2 separate regions of the Homo sapiens genome follow, and region 2 is linked to region 1. The links are chromatin loops, found by intact Hi-C in ENCODE. Cell type or tissue: dorsolateral prefrontal cortex. All regions are shown on one strand. Links, peaks and the distances in the headings refer to the core of each region. The heading gives the core; the rest is flanking DNA.

Region 1 (8,346 bases), core at 280-8,279:
CTCCTTTCTCCTCAAAACATCCTGACTAGTTTAGAGGATCCTCTGAGACTCCAGCTGAGTAAGATTATGCTGCTGATGATCTGTCACAGCTTGCAGCAGGTCAGGCTGGCATTTCTCCATTCGCTCAGCATCCAAAGGTTTTATAATTTTAAAGACTTTTTACATAATATTAAGAGAAAAATAAAAACTGCATAAATGAATATAGCACATTTCATCTAAGTGATGATGGTAAAAGAATAATACCTTTTAAGAAGAAGGCTGGCCGCTCCTTACTCTTGGCTACTTTAGCTTATTGCTCACAAGTTTCTGTCATAGCACTTGTCCACTTCCTAGGCTTCTATAAGCGTTTGTTTACATGTGGCTCCTCCTACCCCAGGCTCTTTAATCTTTGTATTCACAGTGCCTAACACAACATAGGTACTCCATAGATGCTTGTCTATTGGAAGTTGGATGGATGGGTAAGATACATATTTTTAAGTAGCTATCTAACTTTGTTTTTAAAACTGCTGATATTGTGAGTGACCAAATTATGTCTTCTATACATTCCATACTTAAAACATAATATGAAATTAGCTGACAGTGAGCACCTCTTATGTACCAGGTATTGGAGACAAAAAGCAAATGCCAACGTATGTCGTTTTGTATGGGTCTCTGCCCTGAAGTTGCTCACTCTAGCTAGAAAGGGAGTCAAATAAACCAATCCAGTGGAATAAGCATTATGATAGATACATGAAAAGATTGCTAGGTGAAGCACCCAACCCAGCCTAGAGTAGAGAGACTAAGGAGAGTATCAGGGAAAATTTCTAGAAGATTACAATCCCTGAGCTAATTTCAGAATGAGAAATGAGAGATAGAATTTTGTTCCACTGTCAATGTATAATGATGTATAATAATGATTAGTAACAGAGCCTTCAGCAATATGAATTCTGGATGATGAATAAAATAGGAAATCAGAGTCCCCAAATCATTCTAGTATAAAAAGTATTTGAGTTATTTATAAATTGTGTTTATTTATTCAATCATCAGATGTTGACTGAACACTGTTCTATGAGTATTAGGTATACCTAGAAAGTAAACCATGATACCTCACCTCCAGGATATTATGATCTCACTGGGGGCCACAATGCCCTCACACACAAAACAGTTCTTAGAAATGTGGGCTATTATATTAATCAGACCCAGAGTCATTAGCCTCAGCAGTATGCATGCAAAAGCAGCTAGGCTCAAAATGTTTGAGAATGGTTTATCATGAAGATCATGGGTCTTGAGCAGCTGTAATATAAAAGGAAAAAAAAGACAAACGGGAAACAGTAAGATAAAAGGGTATTACAGAATGGGAGAAACTGAAAAGTGAAGAAAAGGATGGGCTAAATGTGGAATATTAAATGACCATCAGTCAAGTACCATTCTGAGCACCATGGAAGCGAAAAACATGAAGCAGATGTCAAATGCACCATCAAACTTCTAACAAGGCAGAGTCTCACACTGGCAGTTCATAGCTGGATGCATAACAGACATCTTTAGTTTGACCTGCACCATGCTTTTACCTTTTTTAACCATTGTCATATTTGAATTCTGGGAAATTTATATAAATATCTAGATTCTTGGCTTATCTTTAAAAATTAGAGAATCTGTCAAGATTGCTTGACATTCCTGCTTGGAGCGATTGTCCAGAGTTGAGCAGCAGCAGCCCCCTTTTAGATGAAATGTGTCTTCCAGTTTGCTATATTTCCTTCTCATCCTGCTTTGCCCATTTGTGTTTTGTGATCTATATCTCTGGAATTTAGATTTTGACATACCTGGTTAAAATCTAGGAAGAGGGAAAGACATTCGTGTAATTAATTATAATATGAAATGGAGACCTTAATCACTGTGGGAGTTTATCCATTCATTTAATACCTATTTCCTGAGTTTCTGCTACCTGCCAGGCATCTTACTATTACTGGGGAAATGCTGGTGCCTGGGTTCTAGGAGTTCACATTTTCTTGAGAAGAAGGTATGAGCAATTATGACACACTGTAAAACATGCTGCAATAGATGCATGTGTGGAAGACACAGTGTGGACCCAAGGAACAAGTTATCATATGTACCTGGGGATTCAGAGAAGTGATGGTTGAACTGAGTTTTAAGGTGGCCTGAGCCAAAACGTAGAGGTATGAAGCAACATGTCAAACTCAGGGAAGCACAGGGACTTTGATGTGGCTGGAACATAGGGTGCCTGGAGACGTTTAAGCAGGGTAGTAAGGTGATCTGATTTGTATTTTAGGGAGGAGAATGTATTTGGAAGATTGAAACTAGGATCAAGGAGACTTCAAGTTGGGAGTTTATCCTAAAAGTCAAAACCTGAATTAGAGGGGATGAAGGGGTTGGAGTAGATACCATGACATTCAGAGAGAGAAGAGTGCAAGGCAGCATGGAATGCGGTATTGAACCATGTGGTTCAAATGATAAGAGCTAAGGGCAGTTAAAGTGAATCTTTGAGTGTCAATGGTTTTGGAAACTATATTCTGTAATATATCGTAATCCCTTTTTTAAATTAAGAATCCTCCTCTGGCTTATATATACTTCAATGTATACTACTATACTTTAAATATACTTGAATTTTAGCTTAGTTTTTAAAAATTTTCATTGTTTAAGTTCCCTCTCCATCAAATGGATGAAACACTTAACTTACAGCAAAGAGACTAGCTCTGATGCTTCTGGCTATGTGAATGTAGACAAGCCGATTTACCTAAGCATCGGTAAAATAGGACTTGTAATACTTTAAAGGGCTTTGATCCTCTAACAGGAAAATATATGTGAAATGCTTTAAAATCTACAGATTGCTGTAATAGGTTATTAGGATAAGAAATTTAAATTAGAAAAAATAAATCATTTGAAGTGTGCTTAGGACATTTTATTTGCATTCCATTTTACAAATTTATTTTTTGTCATTTATCTTCACTATTAAAGTAAGTATCATAATTAACTATAATATAAAATTCTGTTTTTAAAAAAGGCATTTAAATCTTCTGAGTTTCAAAAATTCCAAATAATATATTTTAAAAGATTTGTTTTGATAGTTTGAAATCAATGGGGTCCAGGTAAAATAAATAAAATCTACTGTCATGCAAACATTATATGTTTTCTGTTTTTAAAGACAGGAAGCAGTATGTCAAAGTGCAAAGGTCACTAACAAAATGCCCCCAGATGGGTAACATAAATGGGTAATGGGCAATGATGTTTCATAATGACCTTTGAAAGCTGTATTCTTCCTGCATAAAGTCACATTGCATATTAAACATGTAAGAATAATCTTTACTTCCATAGGAATCTTACTCTCTCCCATTTTTATTAAAATATGATTCCCTCCATAAAGCTTTCATTTTCCCATTTTTGATAGGAGTATGAGTACAAGAAATACTTTCCTCTTAATTTTATAAGAAGTGCAAATGTGGTACAATGACAGCTTTTTTTTTTTTGTCTGGGAACAGGAGAAAGAGGTCAGGACTATGGCAAACTAGAGCATGAATGACCCTTCTAAAGAAGCCCATTCTCTAAACCAAGTGTTGCCTCACAGCAAAACTGGGAGCTAGTGTTGATGGAATGCCAGACTTTTTTCATGTGAAGCCACAAATCCATATTTCATGCAAATTTTCCTAATTTTAAACTTGGGCAGCTAATTCAAACATTTGTAAATATTATGAGTCAAATTCAGCCTTTGACTTGCTGGTTTGCAATCTCTGGTATATACCGTATTCTAGACTTTTGGATTGTGAGACAGAAAATCTATGTCCTTAATCCTGCCTTTGCTGCTTACTAAACTCAGTTAAAAGCTTAGACAAGTAGTCTCATTTCACTAATCTAAACATTTGCCCTAATGATTTCTTCATCAGGTTATTTATTTTACTCATAATTTCATTATAAACATTTTTCAAACATAAGGAAAAGTTTAAAAATGTTACAATGAACATCCGTGTACTTGTCACCTAGATTCCACTATTAACATTTTCCTATACTTTCTCTATCACATACCTACCCATCTATCCAATCATCAATCTATTTTGCTTTCTGTTCCTGTTTTAAAGTAGTTGCAAAATCAGTATACCTTTCATTTTTTTGAGGAATAAATCAAATGATTCATATAAAGCATCAAGCACAATATCTAGCACAGGGACAAATGTCAGAGTCCTAATCACTCTCTTCCCTCCATCTATATGTACTATATAGAGCTTCAGTGTTGTTGGACCCACTAAGAATGTCTATACGTGTGTTTATTCTGGGGAAAGGGGGAGATTTCGACAATAACCTTTTCATGAAAATTCTGTTGGCCTCTACGTTTAAAATGTATCCCCATTTCTCTCTAATCCACCCTCTTATTTAAAAAGCAAAACAAAACAAATAACCTTGAGTAGAAAAACACAAATGTAGGAAGACTTTAGAGTTGGAAAGGAGGCAACAAACTGGCTAGGAAAGGAAGGATACTGTAGTGAGTTCCCAGGACTTTTTCTTTCTTTTCTTTTTTTTTTTTTTTTTTTTTTTTGCTTGCTATGTATTTGGACAGAGCACTGGAGAACCTGCAGCCTGGAACCGCCAATAAGTACAGACAAAAACAGCCCCAAGTAAAACCTGCTCCCTTTAGATAAATGACTGGGAAAAACAGGTAGACTAATAGAACCGGAAAACTTTTGATAATACTGACCTACTCTAGCCAAACACCAAAGAAAAAACTGTCCCCTCAACCCTGCAGTGTCAGTAGTGCTATGCCGAGAGCTAGGTTTCTGGCTCTACCAGCGGCAGCCAGGAGAGGCAACTCTAAGATGGCCTTACACTTCTTCCACTAGGCTGTTGTTGGTAGACAGAACAAGAACTGAATTTCCATCCCCACCTGGCAGCAAATAGGCAGAACAAGGGGGTACGAGGTGATGCTAGTCGATACTCCACTTTCTAGTGGGGAGCTGAACTCGTACCCTTACCCAGCAGCAACAGGCTGAAATGAGGTGGCGTTAGTTGGCATTCCATTCCCCTACTCCTAATATTGATGGGAACCAGCAAGAAGCTTAACTTCCACCCCTGCACAGTGGCAATGAAGTAGGAGAAAGAGGAAATCAGTACTAGTTGGAAAACCACTCTGCCTGCCAGGATAGTATCAGCAGGGCCCTGTGAGGAGCTGAACTCCTACCCCCATGCAAAGGTAAGGAGAATAAGGTGGTTCAAGGCAGTGCTAGTCAGCACCCCATCTTCTCTCCCCGATTGGTGTTAGTGGATCCAAGCGCGGAGCTGAACTTCTACTCCCACCTAGTGGCAATGAGGTAGAATGAGGTGAATGCTCTGTGTCTCCCTCCCTGCTGTTCTGTGATCAAGGGGGAGCTGAACTGCCATGCCCACCCAGCTGCAAGAGGACTCTATTTTACATCAAAGGAATCATTTACAAATGTAAGTCAGGTCAATTCATTTCCTCACAGGCTCCCCATTTCTATCAGAGTAAAAGTCAAAGCTTTTAAAATGATCTACAAGGCCCTGCAGGATTAATGCACCGTTGTCTCTCTGATAGTGGTAGGCAGAGTTCTAAGAGGGACCCATGATATCTACCTCCTGGTGTTACTCCCACAGTTAAGTTCTTACATAAGAAAAGGGATTTTGCAAGTAATTAAGGTTACTAATCAGTTAAGATAGGAAAATTATCTGGGTGGGCCTGGCCTAATCACATAAACCCCTAAGAAGCAAAGAGTTATTCAGCTAGTTGGAGAAGAGGAAGTCAGAGCTTCCAAATGTGAAGAGGATTCAATGTGCCATTAGTTGCTTGAAGATAGAGAGAGCCATGGGGTGAGGAATGTGGATGGCCTATAGGAGCTGAGAGAGGCCCCAGTTGATGGCCAGCAAGGAAATGGGTACCTTATTCCTTATGATGGTTAATTTCATGTATCAGCTTGACTGAGTCATTGAGTGTCCAGCTATTTGGTTAAACATTTTCCTCAGTATGTCTGTGAGGGTGTTTCTGGATGAGATGAACATGCAAATCAATAGGCTGGGTAAAGCAGATTGTTTTCCCCAAGGGGTGTGATCCTCATCTAATCCACTGAAGGCCTGAATAGAATAAAAAAGCATTGAGAGGGTGAATTTGCTGCTTCTTCCTGACTGTCTTCAAGCTGGGACATCAGCAGTCTTCATCTGCCTTCAGGCTTAGCCTCAGCCTACAACTATTTAATATATATCACTGGCTCTCCTCGGTCTCCAATTTGCCAGCCACAAATCCTGGGCCTTATCAGCCTCCACAACTACATAAGCCAATTCCTTATGATGTATGTGTATATACTATAGGGGTGTGTGTGTATGTGTATATACCATAGGGGTGTGTGTGTGTGCAATCTCATGTTGGCTTTCTCTGAAGAACCCTGACTAATACAATCCTACAACCACAAGAAACTGAATTCTGCCAGGAACCTAAATACATTTGGAAGCAGATTTTTCCACAGAAATTTGCAATAAAGCTGAGCCTGGCTGACACCTTGACTTCAGCATAGGTAGGCAACACAGTCAAGTCCACCCAGACTCCTGACCTACAGAACTGAAAGAGAATAATGGCTGTGGTTTTAACCTGCTAGATTTGTGGTAACTTGTTATTCAGCAATAGAAAACTAAAACAGTGACTTCATTGTTTACCATTCTCCTTTCCTCATTCACTCAGTTCAGCCACAGTGGCCTCCTAGTTCTTCTTTGACAACACCAGGCACCCTTCCATATTAGGATCTCTGTTTGGCTGTTCCTTTCCTCTGGCCAGAATGTTCTTCCTTTTTATAGCGACATGACTAGTTTCCTCACCTCTTCAATTTTTTCTAAAATGTCACCTTCTCAATCCATCCTACCCAGGCCCTCCTCACCACAACCTATCCCTCCTACACTGCTCTGCCTTTTTTTCTCTCCAAAATACTTTTTGCCTTCTAACGTGCTATATAATGAACTTATTTATTGCATCTATTGTTTATTAGTGGTCTACCTTCATTAGATTGTAAGCCCACAAGGACAGGGATATTTGTTTTGTTTGCAAACATTCTGAGCACCTGAAACACCTTCCTGGCACAGTAGGTGTTTACAAAGTATTTGTAGAATGAAATGAGTTAACTCTATGTCACTTTACCTCTGACTTAATGCATTGTTACATAATTTATTACTTACAGTTCAAGTTGTGAGGTGCACTTTACACCTTTCCTCATAATAAGGCATATATACATAATGCATCATTTTATGCATGGAAATGTGATAGCAAGTAACAAATTCTTTGTGTAGCCATTAGTATAAAATACATGGGATGGCTCTTTCTCATTCTTACATCATTAAGAGCTGGAAAATAGAAGATGAACTGAGATGTTTGGGAGAGGAGGGTGGGTGATGCAAATGACAACTTGGTCAAACCTAAGGCTTGCAAAAACACTTTTTAAAACTACTGATACAGAAAATTGAACTAAATGCATTTTAAGACTTTTTACATTCTATAATTCCATATTATTCTGAGCTGTACACAAACTCAGTGAACTATTGGCTCAAGATTTGATCTCTGACCTTTTTATTGATGATCCTCAAATATGTATTTATAGTCCTCTCTGAAGGCCCATATTCCTATTCTTTGTCTCCAGCTGCTTCAGAACATCTCCACCTGGATATCTCACTATTTCCTGGAACTGAGTGTGTCAAAATCATACTCATTCTCATGACCCTGGATTCCACTCATCTCTCCTTTTGCTAGTTACTTAGATGCTCTCTCTCCTCTTTTTCCAATGTCTGAGTCATCTCTGGACCTACTGCTTCTCCCTTCAAATTTCCTCTCTCATGTTGCCCTTTTTAAAATTCTCACTGCTGTCACCCTTCTTCAGGCTGTGACTTCCTCACAGCTGGATTCCTAGACAACATCCTAAATGGTTTTCCCACCTCCGATCATATCTGTGCTTTCCTCTCCGTCAGCCCTCCATAGGACCATCTGTTAATTTTCCTAAAATGAATTTAAGTATTCTTAATGTCTCAGAATCTTCTAATGAGCCCCATGGCCTACACAGTAAATTTTAATTAACAGTCAAGCAAACAACAAACCCACAACCTGGCTTGTAAGATCTTTCATGATCTGGGCATTCAACCTTAGTCTCTTCTTCCCAAAAATCCCTCCCTGCTTTTGTGTGCATCCGTCATACTGAGTACTACTGTGGTGCTTGATACAAAAAGAGATGTTTTAAACAAAAGAAAAGTAGAAGTAAAGGTAGTTTAAGAAATTTTTTTAGAATGAAGGAATGATTTTTTGCATGGTATTTTGGTAGTTGTTGCAGTGGGGAACTCAAACATCTGTCCTGATATTAGCCTCTTTCTTGATGTGCAAAT
Region 2 (8,346 bases), core at 202-8,201, 690 kb before region 1:
AATAGTAATAGGAATAAATGTGTACCATTTTTCTAGGGGAAAAAAAAAGTCCGTTTTAAGGTTGGCCAATTTTGTGATGTAAATATTCCCAGCCTGGCTGATTTCAGGCTACCAACCTAAAGCTACTTTTTAAATATGTGGAAATGGAGGCACATGAGGCTCTCATGAGCTAGTACGAGTGAGCTCCAGCACAGTACTGTGATATCAGATTCAAGCACTAGCATTTTTATAGCAATAGGATACATTTCCTAATCAAGTTGTTATTATCACAGTTCAACTGTTGAAAAACTTGCAATGATTAAAATCTAATGGGTTATTTTCTCATAAAGGAAGCCTGTTAGAATCAGGGAACTGCTAAAAAGGTACAAGGTCTCCATTAGAACTGTCATATTTTCAACTTCTTTGCCTTCTTTTATCTGTCTGGTATTCTTGGGTCAAACACTAAAAGGAAGAAAAGGAGGCAAAACACATAATCAGATGCTTCCCCCAGAATCCTACTGAGAAAACAATGTGACTCTAGTATTAATGGAGAATTTACATATGGCATGCCTAAACAGAGTGTGAGATTGCTGGATAACAGTTTAAATGTCACATTGAGTGGGCTCTGAATCATTAGCTGAATAATCTCACTGTCACAGGTTTGAGTATCATTTTCTCCATCGTCGTGTATTACTTGAAGCCTTGGTTCTAAGATTCATCTGTCTTTGGTGCACACCAGCTGCCTAAGTGATAGGATGGGCTTTCTTAGCCTGTTTTCATTAGAGTGCTTTGGCCAGTGTGAAGTGTGGGATTGGAAAGAGAAATGCAATTTAGTGGTGAATTCAAGGGAATTTGTTTTCCTTTCCTCAAGGTGGGGATGCATTCTCTTCAGATGCTACCTAGAATCTTTCATAAAAGAAATTGGCCTATAATAAACCACAAGAATTTTCTTTTCAGTTTAGGTCTTCTCACTTTAGGTCAGTTCAATAAATATTAACTGAGTGCCTACTATAGCACTAAGTAATGGGGAAACAAAGAGCAGTGAAATGATTTTCAGTACCTAGATTATTCTCTTGATTCATAATTAATTATTTGTTACTTATTATTATTCCGAAACTGAAATTTGAACTCCTCAAACTTAAAACTATGGGGCCCAAGCACCTACCAGAGTGCCCTGTAGGAGTATTTATTAGCGAGAGAGAGAGAGAGAGAGAGAGAGAGAGAGAGAGAGAGAGAAAGGGAGGGAGTTAACTGCTGTCCTCTTCTTCCTTACCTAATCATCACTTATACAAAATTTCATAAATTCTAAACTTCATATTTTATCACATATTAACATATCTGAAATCTGGATGTGTCTTAAGATCAATGGCATCTTGCAGTTAAAATTGGCAGTATTTCCTAGGGTGTATTAAAAAAGAAATGTGTCTTGCAGTCAAAACCGGCTTAGATTCTTAGGTTCAGTAACTAATTACAAGGAAGATTAAAGCCTCCTTTTATAAATTGGTGTGAATTACTTTAATCAGATAAATATTATTGTGTGTCTTCGAATTTTCACAGGGACTGGAATAAACAGTTCTGGGAAGCTTTGCTGGAAATTAGGAGTATGTGAGGTTTGGGTAAACTTCAATACCCTGAGACAACTGGGCACTTGTTGAGTATATATAGAAGACATTTGAGAATCTGTAGGCAATGCACATTTGAGAAATTATAGGAGGAGAGCTGAAGCATGAAGAAGCCAATAAAAAAACTATAGACAAAGGATAACAATGTGTATTTTTATACTATTTTCTTACTAGAGTTGCCAGAGCACAATCATAGGAAAGTATGTTTTAGCCAAAAGTACAATAAAAACCCTCTTCCTACATAAAGCCTTTCCTGTTAACTCTTGGCCAACCCCGACTGGTCATAAGATCCTATGGCACAAGGAGTTAGTGCATCCCACATAGTCATCATTTTAAAATATGCCTTATTCTATTGTTCTAAAAATTATTTGTTGAACTATACAGTAGTCCCCACTTATCTGTGGGGGATGCATTTTAAGACCCCCAGTGGGGCCGGGAGCGGTGGCTCACGCCTGTAATCCCAGCACTTTGGGAGGCCGAGGCGGGTGGATCATGAGGTCAGGAGATCGAGATCATCCCGGCTAAAACGGTGAAACCCCGTCTCTACTAAAAATACAAAAAATTAGCCGGGCGTGGTGGCGGATGCCTGTAGTCCCAGCTACTCGGGAGGCTGAGGCAGGAGAATGGCGTGAACCCGGGAGGCGGAGCTTGCAGTGAGCCGAGATTGCGCCACTGCACTCCAGCCTGGGCGACAGAGCAAGACTCCGTCTCAAAAAAAAAAAAAAAAAAAAACACCCCCAGTGGATGCATGAAACTGCAGATAGTACCAAATCCTATTTATACTATGTTTTTTCTTATGTTTTCATAAGTATGTTATCACATAATTAAATTTATAAATTAGGCTCAGTAAGGGATTAACCACAATAACTAATAAAATATAATTATAACAATATACTTTAATAAAAGTTATGTGAATGTGCTCTCTCTCTGTCTCTCAAAATATCTTGTAGTGTACTCACCTGTTTTCAGGTCATAGTTGACCTCTGGTAGCTGAAACTGCATGAAAAGTGCAACCTAAGATCAGGAAGGACTGCTATATAATGTTCTTTCCTCTAGGTTTGCTGTTTTTCTTGCTCTTAGTAAATGTGTAAGCTCCCAAGACCTGGACTGCATCTTATTTTTGTTTTGTTTTGCTTTTCATTTTACTCCCTTATTGGAATCTAAAATGAAACTAGACTAGCATCTCCCAAAGTATGTTTGGTGGAATTTTGTCAGCATTATTAAAATAAAGGTATGAATGAGTGCTTAAACACATTTGAGGAGTTAAATCCATTAACTTATTGAAGGATTTCTCAGAGCCTTTACTATAATAATATGAAATATAAACATCTAAGATGGAAATATGATTAGTACAAAGTATTTCCCAGACATATTTTGTCATAGAATTATTTCTTTAATATAAAATTATATTTTGGTTGGGCACATATACTTTTGGAGCGTACAATAAAGAAAGTGTGAAAGAAGAGGTCTCTCAAGACGTAGAAAAACTGTTTAATTTTTTGGAGCTGGAGAGGTTAGGATGGGTGTTGTCAGAGAAAAAAAATTATACACGAGATCATTTTTTACTTGAAGGAAGTATGAAATAAGGGAGAAAAGTCAAGGTTGCCCTATACTCTAGCAGTTGTGTAACAGTATGGAAAAGTTCTGAGAATTGCCAAGTAGTTGGCTAGGATACTGACGCATAATGTAAGAATTAAGGAAAGGGGCATAGAGTGGGCCCAAACATCCCATAAAGCAAGAGAGATGGGCATGAACAGGTAATGAAGGACCTTATGTAGAGACTGGACTTCACCTTGTAGGTAATGAGGGGTGACTACAGAATTTTTAAAAAGGAGAATGACATGACCTGATATGCAAATTAGACCGTTATTCATGTCATGTGGTACAGTGGAAGGAATAATTGGAAAGGTATGACATCAGATTCAAGAGCATCAGGTGAAATGTAAAAGATAGATAAGCTTTGATGTAAAGCAGAGGTATTGGGGTTGAAGGGAAGGATAGATTAGAAGGCTTATTTAAAAAGAGATATCATCAGGACATTGAGACATATTACATATAGAAGGTAGAAAAGAGAGAGAAATAGAAGATAATTTACAATTTTTAAAATTTGACCCCAGAGTAGAGGATGTATCATGAAATGAAACCAAGAATGCCAGAGGAAGAGCAGATTTTAGAATGGCAGGGGAGGGAGTGGGATAATTTCTGAGTTTATGTTGGAGTAACTGATTTTGAAGTATTTATGTTATACCCAGGTAGAAGTGTTTAACAGTCAGTTTGAAATAAAGATCTGATCTAGAAAATGGAAACTTTGACGTTTTCAGTGTAGTTGGAGTTGTGAAAATGGATGGGATTGCTCAGGAGAGGGGAGAAGAACACAGAGGACTGAAACACAGGTCCACCACCACCATATATGGGCTTTGGGGAGAGAGAGGTACCTACCGAGGATAACATGAAGCAGTGAGAAATTTACCACAACATTTAGCCCTTAGTAGCTTGGAGCTTCTATTTTCATAACTAAGTTATGAACTTCTACTAAAAGGGAGTCATGTCTTTTAAATACAGAAATTTGTAGTTCCTCTACAATGCCTAAGATGGTGTTGACCAAATAGCAGATGTTTTAAAATACGTATTTGATTAATTTAAAAAAAAAAAAAAAAGAAATACCCTATGAGTTACATTTGACCCCAACAGTCATGAGGCCCTGACCAGCAACTGAAAATAATGTGTTTATTTTTCCTTTCTAGACATAATGTTTTTAATAATACCACTGATTAGAAAACTATTCTGATTCTTGATATTTTAGGCAATAATCTTTAAAAGTGTAAAATCCTTTCATTTCTATCTCTTGCCACTAGATGGTGGAAGTAGCTGAGATGATCATCCTGGAAGCATCTAGTCTTGAGGAAGAAACAGATTTGTGAAGCTAAATTAGAAGCTCTTAGTTAATAAAAACATAAAGGTTTGGCAGAGATTTGTGACTTGTGCACAGCACATTGTGTTCCAGGACTAGTCCCTGGTGAGAGGAAATGGTTGAAATATGGCCTTGACAGACGCATTCTGAATGTAGGCACAAAATCTCCTGATCGAAATTCCATGCAAATAAAGCATTCCTTTCCTCAATTATCTTTAACTGGAAAGGGTACAAACAGCATACCCCCAATAATTCTGGCTATTTAGGCCAGATATTGAAAAGCGGGAAGAAAGGAATGTTAGGCATAGGACTGAACCAGCATCTCAAAATATAAGAATTCTTTTTAGAACCAAAGTCATCAAGGGTTAAGGCAAGCTTGTCTAACCTGCAGTGATGGGCCACCTGTGACTCAGGACAGCTTTGAATGGACCCAGCACAGATTCGTAAACTTTCTTAAAGCATTATGATATTTTTTGCAGTTTTTTTTTAAGCTCCTCAGCTATCATTAGAGTTAGTGTATTTTATGTGTGGCCCAAGACAATTCTTCTTCTTCCAATGTGGCCCAAGGAAGCCAAAAGACTGGACACCCATGGAAGGGGTTCTCTCTATGGGTTTTGAAAGATGAGTTTGTGTGATGAAATTCAAATTTTCTACTTCTTTTATGTACATAGTATTAATAACAATAATGATGATGAATTTTTTCTAAGAAATATTAGGTTATTAAAATCATAATAAGTTTTAAAAATAAGTGTTTATAGAAAATTCTAGATAAGTGTTAATAGTGATTATATGTAGCTGCAGATATTTCTAGAGTTAACCCAGTTACACAGAAATTTTTCTCAAAACTAAGATTTCACTATTGCCAAAACTTTCTGTAACAATTAGAAATAATGTACTAACACTCACAGAGGCTGCTCATCAATATAAGGCACTTATTGTTACTGTGGTTAAAGATGATATTGTTAGTGGTACCCTAAAATGATACGTAACTTCTACATCCCTCCCATATTTCTAAACAGTCTGGAATTGTAACCTTTTGGTGAGCATGTTTTCAATTCTTTTTTCTTAGCAAAGATAATCGGAAATTTTTCCAAACTCTGCAAAAATTAATTCTGAGACTGTTAGTGCTGTTGAATTTTTAACTCTTTCCCAGCTAATCCAGAAAAGTAATAGCATATAGTGGAAAGCAGATGGGCTTTAGAATCAGACTTACTTGTGTTTACAATGTAGCTTAGTTGCTTTCTAGCTGTGTCTATTAGTAAATCTATTAACTTCTAACCTCTTGGAAATAATAGTATGGAATTCACATTCCATGCTGTAAAGATTACTTGAGATAATACGTGGAAAGTCTGTAGTACTTGGCGCCTAGTAGTTGCTCAGTAAATGGTAATTATTTCACATTAAAAAAATAGAAAGTGTGTATGTATCTAAGAACAAATCTAAATTTAAGATTAGTTAACTCTTTGAGCTCTCAGTAATGATTGGAAATTGTTAAATCCTCATCCTTGATGTCCTTCAGAGAATAGTTTTACACTGTAGAACATTCCTATCTCAGCTAAGTAAGGGTGTGTTATTCAAATTATTATCTCTTCTGCAAAAGTGAATGTCATGTTGGTTAGCTCAAATTGTAGCAAATGAGTTGGGGACATTTTGAGTGGTCCAAACAAGAATTTACTAAAGCATAAAGAAATGGCTTTCTTTTGAGGCTAGTGATGGAAGATATTGGAACATATGCATAACCTTTAAAGATAATCAGGATGTGCAAGGATCATTTAGTGGACAGAAGCTATACAGCAAAACACTTATTTCATCTTGTTTAATAAGTATAAAAATAGTCCAGAAGGCAATTTTTAAATGCGTCTATTGGTATATACAAAGGAAACTTATGTAATCTTATATAAGACAGAATGTTGTACAAGAAAACATGGTAGAGAAGGTTGAATTGATTTTCTCCAACTCAGAGAGGAATTGCCAGTGTCTAGCAATCAGATTTAATCCTAATGCAGCTCCCAGGATACATTCTTCCAGTCCAGCTGACTCACCAAAGTCACTCTGAAGGCAGATGATTTGTTCCTTCTGAATTGGCAGAACACTGAGTATGTTAGAGTTTGTGGCCAATTTTGGGTCACAGGTAAGTTCATTTAAAATGCATTCAAGAGACAGTTACTGAAGTTCCTTTACATAGAACAGAACAACTCCCCACCTCCCACCTTGACCTTAAGGCCCATTAAGCAATAGGGCACATACAGAAGTAATGAGACAAAGTTAACTTGAAATTACAGTAATTGAAGTTACTCTAGACTGGTGTTCCAGAGATTTTCTGGTTTCAGGACTGGTGCTTTAGAGATTTTCTAGTTTCACTGCTTCATATTACATGTGAATAAATTTTTTCTTTTCTTTTCTTTTTTTTTTTTTGTTTGTTCGTTTTTGAGACAGAGTCTCGCTCTGTCGCCCAGGCTGGAGTGCAGTGGCATGATCTCTGCTCACTGCAGTCTCTGCCTCCTGGATTCAAGTGATTCGCCTGCTTCAGCTTCCCAAGTAGCTGGGACTACAGGCATGTGCCACCACGCCCAACTCATTTTTGTATTTTTAGTAGAGACTAGAGACGGGGTTTCATCATGTTGGCCAGGCTGGTCTTGAACTCCTGACCTCAGGTGATCTGCCCACCTTGGCCTCCCAAAGTGCTGGGATTGCAGGCTTGAGCCACCATGCCCAGCCCAAAGAAATTTAATTTAAAAACTTGTTTCTGATGGTAGTTTATTTTCTCAGTGGACTATAAGACATATTACCTGCTTTTAATTATAAACAAGCAATTTAAAACTATTTGAAATATCATTTCCAAAAGTAGGTTTTACTTCTCTTATAAACAATTAAAGCTGAGCTGCCGCTACTCATTCAACATATTTATATGAATTAGAAAATGGAGCCCCTTCTCATACAAGATGATACCTTGCTTTAGTTTAGATAATGCGCTGCACAGACCCAGGCAAGAGGCTTTTAAGTTCAGCAATAAATTCCTTAAATAATCAGATAACGCAATATCCAATAGGAAGCCTCATAGAATCACTAGACTTACATCTCAGCAGAGGCATTAGGAATAACATATTGTAATTACTTAATTTTACAAATAAAGCAACTAAGAATCACAGCTGTTATGAGACTTTCCCAAGGCAGCCACCTAGCTAACACTATAGCTGAGACAGGAATCCGGGTCTTGGATTCCTAGACCTGAGTTTATGTCTCTGTTTCCCAAGAAAAGTAAACAACAGGTGTTCTCAACTCAGCAGATCACAGAGGTTCACTTATTTCAATTTCTAGGGGATGTTATTGAAAATTGTTATCACTGAGTTATTATTTGTTTATGCCAATTTTCAGCTTTAGTAAAGGGCCAAATCTAGGTTGTTGACGCTAGACCAACCTCTCTCTTCATCCCAAATCTCTCCAACTAAACTGTGTGCATCAGATTGATTCAGTAAAAATAAGTCTCATCATTATTTAACTCTTCTGTCCATTTGTGTACTTGTGTAAATTCTGATGAGATAGTTTTGTAAAAAGAAAATGTAAATGATTTACATCTCAAAGACTAATGTACATCGTAGCAATGCTATTATTTCTCTATGGGATGCTTTCCCAGAGCTGCAGGGCAGTGTGTGGGATAAGAGCTAGGCATGGCATCAGAAATGTGCCATTTGAGAATTCACTGAATGCTCCTAAACCTAATTTCCACATTTATATACTGATGATAATAGAAGCACATTGTGGGAAGTAATTAAGATTAAGGAGGTTATCCTTTGTTGGCTTGAATTTTACCATCTACGCTTAAAGAACCCCTTC

What was found. Hi-C counts contacts between places; a loop is a spot of excess contacts. Peaks named below come from ENCODE experiments on the same cell type or tissue, not always from the same donor. Only the 100,000 strongest peaks of a DNase experiment are listed, where the experiment ranks them.
Region 2: a loop joins it to region 1, with 12 times the contacts of the local background. A loop is called at or near these places in 56 of 110 quality-filtered maps.

The regions. Positions count from the first base shown.
Region 1 is chr11:83,833,900-83,842,245 of GRCh38, reverse strand. All of the region lies in intron 16 of DLG2 (discs large MAGUK scaffold protein 2), which reads left to right. Among named protein-coding and RNA genes, the nearest start is that of DLG2-AS2, 200 kb to the right of the region's middle. In dorsolateral prefrontal cortex, for the core only: CTCF peaks have their summits at 5,072 and 5,273 (motif pointing left); a DNase peak (open chromatin) is centred at 5,265; H3K4me3 peaks cover 459 bases; H3K27ac peaks cover 7,306 bases.
Region 2 is chr11:84,520,763-84,529,108 of GRCh38, reverse strand. All of the region lies in intron 7 of DLG2 (discs large MAGUK scaffold protein 2), which reads left to right. Among named protein-coding and RNA genes, the nearest start is that of DLG2-AS2, 890 kb to the right of the region's middle. In dorsolateral prefrontal cortex, for the core only: CTCF peaks have their summits at 4,427 (motif pointing right) and 4,448 (motif pointing right); no DNase peak of the experiment used is centred there; H3K27ac peaks cover 618 bases.